2 separate regions of the Homo sapiens genome follow, and region 1 is linked to region 2. A link is a contact called in ENCODE Hi-C or POLR2A ChIA-PET data. All regions are on one chromosome and are shown on one strand. The core of a region is the stretch at or near the end of the contact, and the rest is flanking DNA. Distances in the headings are between cores, read along the strand shown.

Region 1 (5,230 bases), core at 2,625-5,124, 93 kb after region 2:
AAATTCAAAAGCTGATTCTGAATTTTATGTGGAAATTTGAAGGCCATAAATAGCCGAGGCAGTCCTGAAAGCAGCACAGAGTTGGGAGGCTTGGGCCCCTTGTCGCAGGTGAAATAGGACCATTCAGCAGGGGCTTCGTGACCTCCTGACCCCAATGCAGCCTCACGAGTCAGTGTGTCCCGGGAGAGCCTCTCGGCTGCCATTTGATCCCCTTGCTCTGCACCCCCGGCCCTCCGTGTGTGTGACCCCCACCTCCTCCCCCTGCCTCCCGCCCTACCTCTGTCTGTGACCCCCACCTCCTCCCCCTGCCCCCAGCCCTCCCTGTCCGTGACCACCTCCTCCCCGTGCCCCCCGCCCTACCTCTGTCCGGACCCCACCTCCTCCCCCTGCCCCTCGCCCTCCCTCTGTCCGTGACCACCTCCTCCCCCTGCGCCCCTACCCTCCCTGTGTGTTACCCCCACCTCCTCTCCCTGCCCCCACTCTGTCCGTGACCCCCACCTCCTCCCCCTGCCCCCGCCCTCCCTCTGTGGGTGACTCCACTTCCTCCCCCTGCCCCCCGCCCTCCCTGTCCGTGACCCCACCTCCTCCCCCTGCCCTCCCTCTGTCCATGACCCCCACCTCCTCCCCCTGCCCTCCCCCTGCCCATGACCCCCACCTCCTCCCCCTGCCCATGACCCCCACCTCCTCCCCCTCCCCCCGCCCTCCATCTGTGTGTGACCCCCACTTCCTCCCCCCGTGCCCCCAACCTCGCTCCTGGTGACTCCTCCTCAGCAAGCTAAATAAACTGATTTCCTGATCTTCCTTTCACTTCTTTTAGACGAGGACTAATAAAATGGATCAGGCCTGACCTGATTTTTCCCACATTGCTCCAGCCCCAGGCTGCCCTGGCCGTGGCGTGTGACCTGGTGTCTTGTCCGCCGGGGCTTTGTTGAGTGTGCATGTCTGAGAGCTCCTGTTAAAAATCTAAAATTTCATAAATATGTGATTTACACAGACATGCTTGCCTTGTCTTCAAACTAGAGTTCTTTTATGTTGAGAACCCTTTCTATTCACATCATTCTACGTGTTTTTGCTCTAGTTTTTGGTACTGAGTATATCAGGGAATTCAAGTTAATTTTTCTGCCATCTGAGAACTTGTTTATAGCTCACTTTTTTCTCTAACTCGGCCAGGACCTTATTTTTGTTCTGGAGTCCAGGCAGCACGTAGACGGCATCTGCCCGCTTCAGACGGCACCTTTGCCTCTGTGCGTGGGACCCGATATCCACTTCAGGGCGGCAGAAACCCGGGTGGAGCTCCCAGTTCCAACAGATGTGTCCGGGCTGCCTGCCCGGTGCAGCCGCAGAGACTCCTCTGCAGGTCAGCCACAGCCACAGCCACAGCCACCTGCAGGCTGGCAGGCGTCGCTCTCAGGTTCCCGCCCCGAGGCTCGTGCCCGCTGGGTGAGGCCCAGGCTGTGCTTCTGAGTCGAGGCTGCATCTGAAGGGTGTGAAAGGGGCAGGGCAATCTTTAGGCCCTGAGTGAGGAAGGGCTGCTGCGCCGAAGGATGGCCCAGAAGGCACCACAGAGCAAGGTCGGGGTCTCGTGGACGGCACGTGGCAGTGTGGCTCCGGCCCAGGTTTCGGAGCAGGTGGTCTTCCCACTAGATGAGGGTTCGCCAGCTGCGGCCCAAGGCCTGCTCACCACCTGCCTTTGTAAATGCAGCTCTATGGAAACAGCCACGCTTGCTCATTTACTCTTTATCAGCAGCCGCTGTTGGGCTACTTATTAGCTCGGGCCATCAACAAAATCCTCCAGACCGGGCACTCAAACAGTAGATGATTATCTCTCACCGTTGTGGGGGCTGGAAGTCCAAGATCCAGGTGTCTGGCGAGGGCCATGCCTGCTCCACAGATGGTGCCTCCTGGCTGTGTCATCCGTGGCTCAGCCGCCATGGCCTGCGCGGAGAGATTAGGTTCTCACGCATGTGGCCTCATTTTGCCTTAAGTAGCTCCCGCAGACCCTGTCTCCAGATACAGCCACACTGGGGCTGGAGCCTGAACGTAGGAGTTCGCAGGACACAGCTCAGTCCACAGCAGGTGTTCGTCCATAAAGCACGAAGTGTTTTCCATCTTGGCCTTTGTGGAAGATGCCTGCCCAGCTCCCTAATTCCTAGTCACTCCAGCTTTATCGACAATGTCAGTCATTGGGTGTGTCTTGTGAAATTTACAGCAAGGATTTCATCCTCTTCTCATGTTCCCCGCATTCAGAAGCAGGCAGCTGGCTCTGGGACAGTGCTGGGAGCTGCCTTGCTGTTGGGCGTCCCTCCCTGGTGGATGCAGGTGTGCGCCCCCGCCAGCCTCGCTCACCTTCACGCCATGGCCTGGTGCCTGTGCAGGCAGCGTCCTTAGCAGCCCTGAACCAGGCACATACCTCACATGGCAAATTTCCTTTACTCAGCCTCCAAATCCACATTCACAGATGAGGAAACTGAGGCACACAGAGATTGAAACATCGAGCTGGGTCCACAGTGAATGTGGTGCTCCTGGGTGCTGTGGAGCCGGTGGGGCCCAGGAACCCAAGACTTGAGCCCAGAGCCCACATAGTTTCTCAGTGCTACACCAAGTATAGGTTTGATGTTTGTTTTGAGAATAAATGACCCTGCATAGAAAAGTCAGCATAGCTCATTAAAGAAATTGAAGGGAGGTTTCCTGTCTCTCATTTTCATTGCTGTTTCTGGGACTGACTGGAATGCATTAGGCTCCATAATTATTGGCTCACTCCCCCCACCCCCACTCCGCCCCCAGGGCCAGGAACTCTTAGCTCAGGCAGGGGTGGAGTGAGCCATGTTCCCAGGGCAGCCCTGCCTTGAAGGAGCTTGCACTGAGCTCAGGCAGGGGTGGAGTGAGCCATGTCCCCAGGGCAGCCCTGCCTTGAAGGAGCTTGCAGCCCAGGGTTGGGTGGGGGGCAGATGCAGGGACACAGCTGTCCAGCTCAGCTGAGAGCACAGGAGCCTCCGGGGCATCAGCGACTGGCCGGGGTGAGGGATGCCACCAGGTGCAGAGGTGGAGGCTCAGGGCGTGCTGGGGAGGAAGAGAGGCTTGTGGAAAAGTCCAGAGGTAGGAGATGGGAAGGAAGCCTGGAATCTCTGGAACAGGACATTCCCAAGCAGGAAGGAAGCCAGTGGGGCTGGAGATGAAGGGGAGGCTTTCCACCGGGCAGCAGCGGGGAGAAAACGCAGCCCGGAACGCCCAAGGTGGGGAGCCCTGGGTACCTGTGTGGCCGCGATGTGAGGCCCCCTTTGGGGAGAGGTGGGAGCGTCCCCTGTGCCATACACTGTTGTGAGCTTGTCTCAGTTGTGCCGGCGTGGACATAGGGCCGTGACGGTAGTGACTTCCTAGACACCAGTGTGGCCAAAGGCAGCCTGGACCGGGCATTGCAGCAGGGCAGAGGCACAGACATCCTGAGGGGAAGCAGGACTGGGGCCGGGGCTCAGCTGACAGCTGGGGAGAGAGGGAGGTGGACCCCAGGCCGCCGTGGGGCTGGGGCTGATGAGGGGGACACAGTGGGGCCAGGCTGGTGGCCGGGGTAGGAGGGGCCGTGGGGAGCACTGGGAGTGGGCATGGAGGGGGCAGCTCTGAGACCCAGACCCAGGAGGAGGGGCCGTGGCTAGAAGACTGGGTGGCCAGAGAAGGCAGCCCTCAAGCGCAAGAGAACCCCGGGTCGTGGCAAGAGAAAAAAGGCCAGTGTTTACATTTGTGTTTCTGGGTCAGGTAGAGACAGTGGTTTGTGAACGGCAGAAAGGTCATGGGCCTGCTCCGTGCACCTAACCCTGGGGTCTGGGTCCTTCCGATCAAGAGGAGGCCTCTGGGCTGCCGGGCTTCCTCCGAGGGCTGACATGCATCACTGGGCAGCTCCAGGCTGTGGCTGGAGAGCTGAGCCCAAGCTCAGGTCCAGCCCCAGCACCGCCGGCCCCTCTGCGTCACTCGGCAGCACAGCAGGACTGAGCAGCCCAGTCCGAGAGTCCTGAGAGCAGAGAGAAGAAATATGTGGAGACAACGTTTCCCATTGTTTTTAAAAATGTGTGAGCCAAATAAAGGAAGGAAAGGAACATTGACCACAGGCGTCCTGTGAGCGTGGCACTCCTGGGCACTCCTGGGCACTGTGGGGCTGTGGGCTCTGGGATCATCTGCACCTCAGCTGGAATATTTCCTGAAGGAGTGCCAGACCGAGTGCCGCCTCTGTGTGTTTTGCTGTGTCCTCTGCAGTTGAGGCCTGTTGCAGGGAGTGGAGCTGGGATCCCACCACATCAGACAGGTCATCCCAGGGCAGGCTTTTCCCCGGTTCGCTCAGGAAAGGGGCGGCTTTTTAGCATTTGCTGTTGCTTTCACACGTGCACTTGGGAGGATTTAGGATTTTAATTCCTGTATTGAAGCAAGTGACACACTGAAGTTGTGAGAAATAGTGTGCGCTGGGGGAGGCTGTCCTGCGGTCGTAACGTGTCTGTCCTGTTCCCAACAGGGCTCCACGTGTTCCCCACGTTTGTGGCGTACGAGCTCACGGTGCTGGTGTTCCTCACCTTGTCAGTGGTGGTGATGAAGGTATGGACTGGAAGGGTCCACGCCCCTCGCAGTTTGCAGGCTCAGCATAGCCCTCCCTGTGGCCCTGGTTTCCAGTGGGGCCCACATCGGGCCTGCAGAGCCGGCCCTGCTCCTCATCTCGGAGGAGGCCCACTGGGCCACTGGACCCCGGGGGAGGCAGATGTAGACGAGGCTGGGCGGTCTGGGTTTGTCCATGTGATCGATTGTTTCAGAATTGAGCGTGTTTAAAGGGGGGAACTAACCTTTTGGGACCCTCAGGACGGGCCTTGGCTGCAGTCCAGCCCGTCCTCCTCTGACAGATGCAGACATGCTTTTTAAAGACTGGAAAATGGTGTAGGCACTTTCTGTCTGTCCCCCGTGACTGCCAGTGATCGAGCTGCCTGTGTCCACATTTAATTGAAGGTGTGATGACCTAGTCAGCAACCAGTGGCTTTCTGGCTCATAGACAGTGACTTAGGTCATTTCCGTTTTAAGGAGCCAGAAGCTGTGATGATCGTTGGACCACTCCACCAGCTCTTAGCTACTCGGCCCAAAGACACACCACCAGCTCTTAGCTGCTCGGCCCAGAGACACACATCTCTCTGTATTAAAAAGAAATTTCCACCTTGAGTACCCCACGCTTAATGCTATTAATCTAGTTTGGTTGGGGCGG
Region 2 (5,461 bases), core at 792-3,291:
CAGCACAGTGAACCCTCCCTTCCAGTCCACAGCTGAGGACCCTGAGAGCTTAGAGCAAACTTACTTCCTCCTTAAGAATAGCGCCCCATGGTGGCTCACGCCTGTCATCCCAGCACTTTGGGAAGCTGAGGTGGGTGGATCACTTGAGGTCAGGAGTTCGAGACCAGCCTGGACAACGTGGTGAAACCCCGTCTCTACTAAAAATACAAAAATCAGCCGGGCGTGGTGGTGGGCACCTGTAGCCCCAGCTACTCAGGAGGCTGAGGCAGGAGAATCACTTGAACCTGGGAGGTGGAGGTTGCAGTGAGCTGAGATCACGCCACTGCACTCCAGCCTGGGCGATGGAGAAAGACTCCGTCTCAAAAAACAAACAAAAAACAGTGCCCTAAACGTCCGTAACCCTTTTAACTGTGTGAATTTCGTGTCCTGTTGGGCCGATCTCCGTCGGTGCACTTTTGGAGTGTCCTGTGCCGCTGCCCTCCCTGCGGGCCTGGCAGGACCAGACCCACAGCCATGGACGCTGCCATTTACAAAACGCCCACCAAGTGCTACCAGAAATGGGACATGCAGAGCTGGTATGAGCGCACACACGGCATCAGACGCCCAGAGGAAGCCAAACTCAAGAGTGAGCTCCAGCCGTCTACGGTGAAAACAAGCCGGAGCTGTGTCCCACAGGTGTCTGTGTGTGGGGTGCACCTGTTCTGGGCTGCGGGGCACAAGCATGGGGTTGCTGGTCCTAAGGGCACACGAGTGGCCGCCTGGAAAACCAGAAGCAGGAGCTCCTGGACGCCAAGGCTGTGAACAGTCGGACGCCTCCCCGTCTCCAGCAAGCCGGGAGCCTTATCTTATCGCCGGCGCTTCAGCTCTCCCGTTATTTAGGGACCGGCCACAGGCTCGATGGCATTCCTCTGCTGTGAGCACAGAACTAAACTGGGCACGTCCATGGCAGATGAACAGAATGGTGGAGTGAACGCATAAGTGAGATTTCATTGACTTAGCTGCAGCCCTCAGATTTTAATTCTGCCATGATAAACAGCACCCACGGGGTTTTGAAGAGCAAATGCCTCGTAGGAAAGCTGGACTGCATGTCTGTGCACCTGCCATTTCCCTGAAATTCATGCAAAAGCTTGATCCTAAAATCAATTTGCTACTTAAAGGTATTTTAAGAAGCTTTGTCTCCAATCTCGTCCAATCAAGTTTATGTCATTTTCTTAGAACACATTTGTGTATGGGCAACTCTCCAAGCTGAACCATTTTGGGAGATGATATTCTAACTTTAATTCATTGGAATTTAGAACTAATCCCCAAACAGTATTAATGGGTTCACATTTCAAACTGGCTTATTTTACATCCCTTTGTAATGAATTCAGAACAAGAAGGCTTAATCTCTGCAGCGAGAAGTGAGCCCTCACCCTACTCCCACCAGCACGGCCGAGAGAGGCTTCACTGGCTTTAACTCTATTAGAAACAGAAGGTGCTAGGCCTAGTTAACGCTTTACAAATACAAGTGAAAAGTCACGTTTAAAAACTGAATCTTAATAACTGCAAAGTAAAGTAATACTGTCACCCTCAGAGAAACCACAGGAGAAACGTGATCTGCCGCATATCAAATTTGAGGGACACTCAGATTAAATTGCCACTTTTAGCAGCGGTATCAGGTAACACCATCCGCTGAAGGACCGCACTGCCTTCAAAGCTCTCGGAGGCTTACTGGGAGAACTCGAGCAGCCAGTGTTCCCTCCAGCCCGCACACCGGAGCGCGGTGGGCCCAGCCTACCTGTGGTGAGGGCCTCGGCGGTTGCGATGTGCATGATGGTGTTGTCACTCACGGGCCATTCTCCTGGCGAGAGTACGAGGTGGTCCAGGCCCCCGGAACGTTGCAGCTCCTCCTGGATCTTCATGCCTACAGTGCTGTTCTCCTTGCAGACATTTCTGTAGCCAAGAGCATCGCCGACGCTCCCCAGCAACATCGCAGCCTTAAATTTCTCCATCCCAGGAGGCAGCTCCTCTTCCCCAACAGCTGCGGAGCGTCCTGGCCTTTGTCTCCTCCTCAGCCCGCCTGACTTTTATAGTGGTCACTGTGTCACTGTCAGGAGCGTCCTCTGATGGCCAGGCGCTCCTTGTCTATCTCTGCAGGTGGCACCAATGAGAGGACCTTTCTGTCCCCCACGTGGGAGGTGTCAGTTTTCTTCTGCGTCTGGACAGGCACCAGCTCCTCAGCAGAGGAGCCTGCTAGCTTCTGCCGGCAGCCGCAGCACATTCAGAGCGTTGACAGAGCAGGGGCTCCTCTCGCTGTCCCTGGAAGGAGTGCGCACACTTCCCCGTGTGTGGCGTGGGGTGATGCGGGAGCAGATGTGTGCAGGCGTGCCTGTCACTGCCGCCCGCTGCGGGGCGTGCCCTCACCCCTCGGGCAACAACCCATCTGCTGTCTCTACAGTTCTGCCTTTCCTGGACATTTCAAATACAATGTGTGGCCTTCGGTGTCTGGCTTCCTTCACTCAACATAATGTTGAGATTAATCTGTGACATGCGGTTTTATCATTTAGAAAACTTTTCGATTATGAAATGTGTTTTTGATAGAAAACTTTTAAAAAATGCAGTGTAGAGGGAACAAAGTCTATCTAGCTCCTGTGTGAACAATGACGGTGTCTTCTCAGCATGCGGTGTTTAACGGCTCCCAAATAATTGGACTGCACTGAGGGGGAAAGTCGTCAGCAAACCGCAGGCTTCACTAGAACCTCCCATCCGGCCCTCGGTCAGCTCAGTGTATTTACATCATCCCTGCTAGCTCATGAAAAGAATATTAAAAAATATGGAGACGGGGGGTGAGGCAGAATGCACACAGCCAGGGTTCCTGGTTTGAAATAAATTAGGAAAACAGTCCATCTCCCGACCCCACCCCAGGACAGTTCTCCGCAGAGGCCGGGAGCCCAGCAGGGCTGTGTCTCTCCCGTCTCCTTCCTCGGGGCCTGGTTTCCATCAGACCCAGGGGAAGCAAAGAGTTACACCTGGACTGAAGAAATGCGTCTGATAAAAACTCTCGTAGTGTACAGCGAGACAGTAGGAAGCATTTAACCGCCTGGCGTTATATCAGCACTTGTTAAAACGGAGGATCTCAAGCAGTGAGTTCACCTCACCCTCCACTGTCTGCTGGTGGAGGCAGCCATCAGCACAGTCATGCCAGCTAGCATGATCCTGAGATTCAGAAACAAACTTCAAAACCAGCATGCAGGCCGGGCGCGGTGGCTCATGGCTGTAATCCCAGCACTTTGGGAGGCCGAGGCGGGCGGATCCCCTGAGCTCAGGATTTTGAGGCCAGCCTGACCAATATGATGAAACCCCGTCTCTACTAAAAATACAAAAATTAGCCGGGCATGGTGGTGGGCACCTGTAATCCCAGCTACTTGGGAGGCTGAGATAGGAGGATCACTTGAACCTAGGAGGCAGAGGTTGCAGTGAGCCGAGATCACGCCATTGCACTCCAGCCTGGGCAACAAGAGCAAAACTCTGTCTCAGAAACAAACAAACAAACAAACAAAACTCCAAAACAAAAAACAGCATGCACGCAGGGTCCCTATCCAAACAAGACAGACAGGAGGGGCGGCCCTTCGTTCAAACTCTCACCTGTTTTAGGCACAACTGCACTGTGGGGCCGAAGCGTGTGCTGCTGAGGGGATTAACACAGCCCGCTCGCTGAGCGCTTCAGTTCGCAGGCGGCGGAAACCTTTGCCAAGAGCACTAGCTGGCTCCCTCAGCAAACAGGACGGGATAAGGTTAGCTCGTTTATCCAACAAATATTTGCAGAGCCCCTACTTTGTACCTGAAACTGTGGACACAGCAACAAGGATCAGAAGAAAGTTTATTCTTGGCCCCAAGAAGCCTGAGGTCTAAAATGGATATAAACTTCAAGCGAAAATAACACAATGACATGTACAATGTCACTGAGAGGAGCTGGCGTTGTTGATTCCGGAACGCTGGCAGGTGCACCGTGAATCGGCAGGTAGCACATGATCCTCAGACCCCCGTGCTTGGCCGTTTGCCTCCGATAAGGGACGGTTTCCAGCAGTTTGTGCTGGCACACATGACCTCCTGCCCCGACACACTCCCGTAAATCCTGCCTATTGTGAGATCTCTCATTCCTCACATGAGCCACCCCATCAGGTGCACGGTGCACCGCTGAGAGGCAACGCAATGACAGAAGGTACCTGAGGACCTGGTTACCTGGCCAGGGCTGGCGGGCCACACACGGGGGCAGGGGCTTGCCCGCTGGTTGCTAGCTGGGGGCTGTTCTCTCATCCTGGGACAATGACGTGGATGCTGACACCTATAGGCAGACATCCCTGCAGCTGAGGAGAATCGAAAGGAAACCACGCCCGAGAAAAACCAATTTAATGCTTCTGTTCTCAGCATTTCACAGCATGCAGGACTCAAATGGATACAACAGAAGAAAAAAACCCACAATTTTTGGAAAAGCCTTTGTCCAATGATTAATATTTTGATATCTATTGACAATCCCTTAGAACTTTAAATCTCAAAAACAAAAAAGTACTGTGGATCTCCATAGTTTATACAGAATTATGTGAATTCTATAAACTTTTCTGAACAAAACAATTACATGTCAAGAATCCATGAAGCCTGGAAGATACGCTCACGTTTTTGAGGTTTGTATTAATGCCAGTTTTTATTGTATTAGACAAATGCTCTCTGAGAATCGAAGACTTCTAAAGGTAGACAGGCCCAGTTTCCCATTAGAGTTCTGGAAGCAGAGCCTGGGGAAGGTCTGTCACTTGCCCATCACTGGACCAGCCAGAAGCCAGCGGGGGCCAGGCGGGGTCTGCAGGCTGCAGGTCCCTTCCAGTCCTGTCCCTGCTGCCCTCTGTGACCATCTCTGCTAAGAAACATCGACAGTTCGTCCTGCAGCCTCCAAGCACACTAACCTCAGCCATCAGATGTTCCTGAAGCCCAGGGTAAGTCCTGTTCTCAGAAGCCAACCCAGCTGCTTGTCTGGGCCATGCTCTCTCACACCGCAGCTAGGTCATCTGCGGCGACTCTCCTCTGTGCTGGGCAGCAGCTCCAGCTGGTCCACGTCCTGCACAGTGCTGCAGGGGGGCAGCAAGGCACGCCTGTGACATGAGAGTCTCGGCACGTGAGGTAGGGTCAACAGTGATGTCCACAACTCAATACCAGCCCTCCACACCTCGGCAGCACTCGTGGGTCCTCCTCAACCAGGCGGACACGAGAAACAGATGATAACATGGTGCAAGGACAGACTTCAGCTCACCAATCAGATGAAGGTTTTGGGGTTGGGTTTTTTCAGACAACGATGTACATTTTAGCTTCCAAATGTGCACAGGGGCACAAAGGTCTGGATGCTGGGCACTACGGGTACCACAAGAGGATGGAAAGAACCAGCTCATTCGGTTTTATTGTATGTATGTATGTATTTATTTTGAGACAGAAT

What was found. A loop is a pair of places that touch in the nucleus more often than their neighbours do. ChIA-PET counts read pairs that join two places held with the same protein, here RNA polymerase II (POLR2A).
Region 1: a loop to region 2 is called in a map of cardiac septum, with 3 times the contacts of the local background. The contact joins the enhancer-like site here to the promoter of ADPRHL1 in region 2. A Hi-C loop is called at or near these places in 3 of 168 maps with a recorded cell type or tissue (cardiac septum, heart right ventricle and testis). POLR2A ChIA-PET finds 5 or more read pairs at or near these places in 5 of 52 experiments (BJ, GM12878, HEK293 and 2 more).

The regions. Positions count from the first base shown.
Region 1 is chr13:113,542,802-113,548,031 of GRCh38, forward strand. SLC9D1 (solute carrier family 9 member D1) reads left to right here. Exons shown (of 13, transcript NM_017905.6): 11 at 4,499-4,578. Among named protein-coding and RNA genes, the nearest start is that of TFDP1, 39 kb to the right of the region's middle. RefSeq lists an enhancer at 3,143-3,886. Within about 2 kb of position 3,875, at least 14 of the 41 ENCODE cell types and tissues checked have a DNase peak (open chromatin) inside an H3K27ac peak, as active enhancers do; they include heart right ventricle and testis, where a contact is called at or near this core.
Region 2 is chr13:113,451,447-113,456,907 of GRCh38, forward strand. It overlaps ADPRHL1 (ADP-ribosylhydrolase like 1), which reads right to left and starts at 2,042. Exons shown (of 8, transcript NM_001394807.1): 1 at 1,778-2,042. The coding sequence starts at 1,991. It overlaps DCUN1D2 (defective in cullin neddylation 1 domain containing 2), which reads right to left. Exons shown (of 7, transcript NM_001014283.2): 7 at 4,373-5,461. RefSeq lists enhancers at 74-575, 4,572-5,461.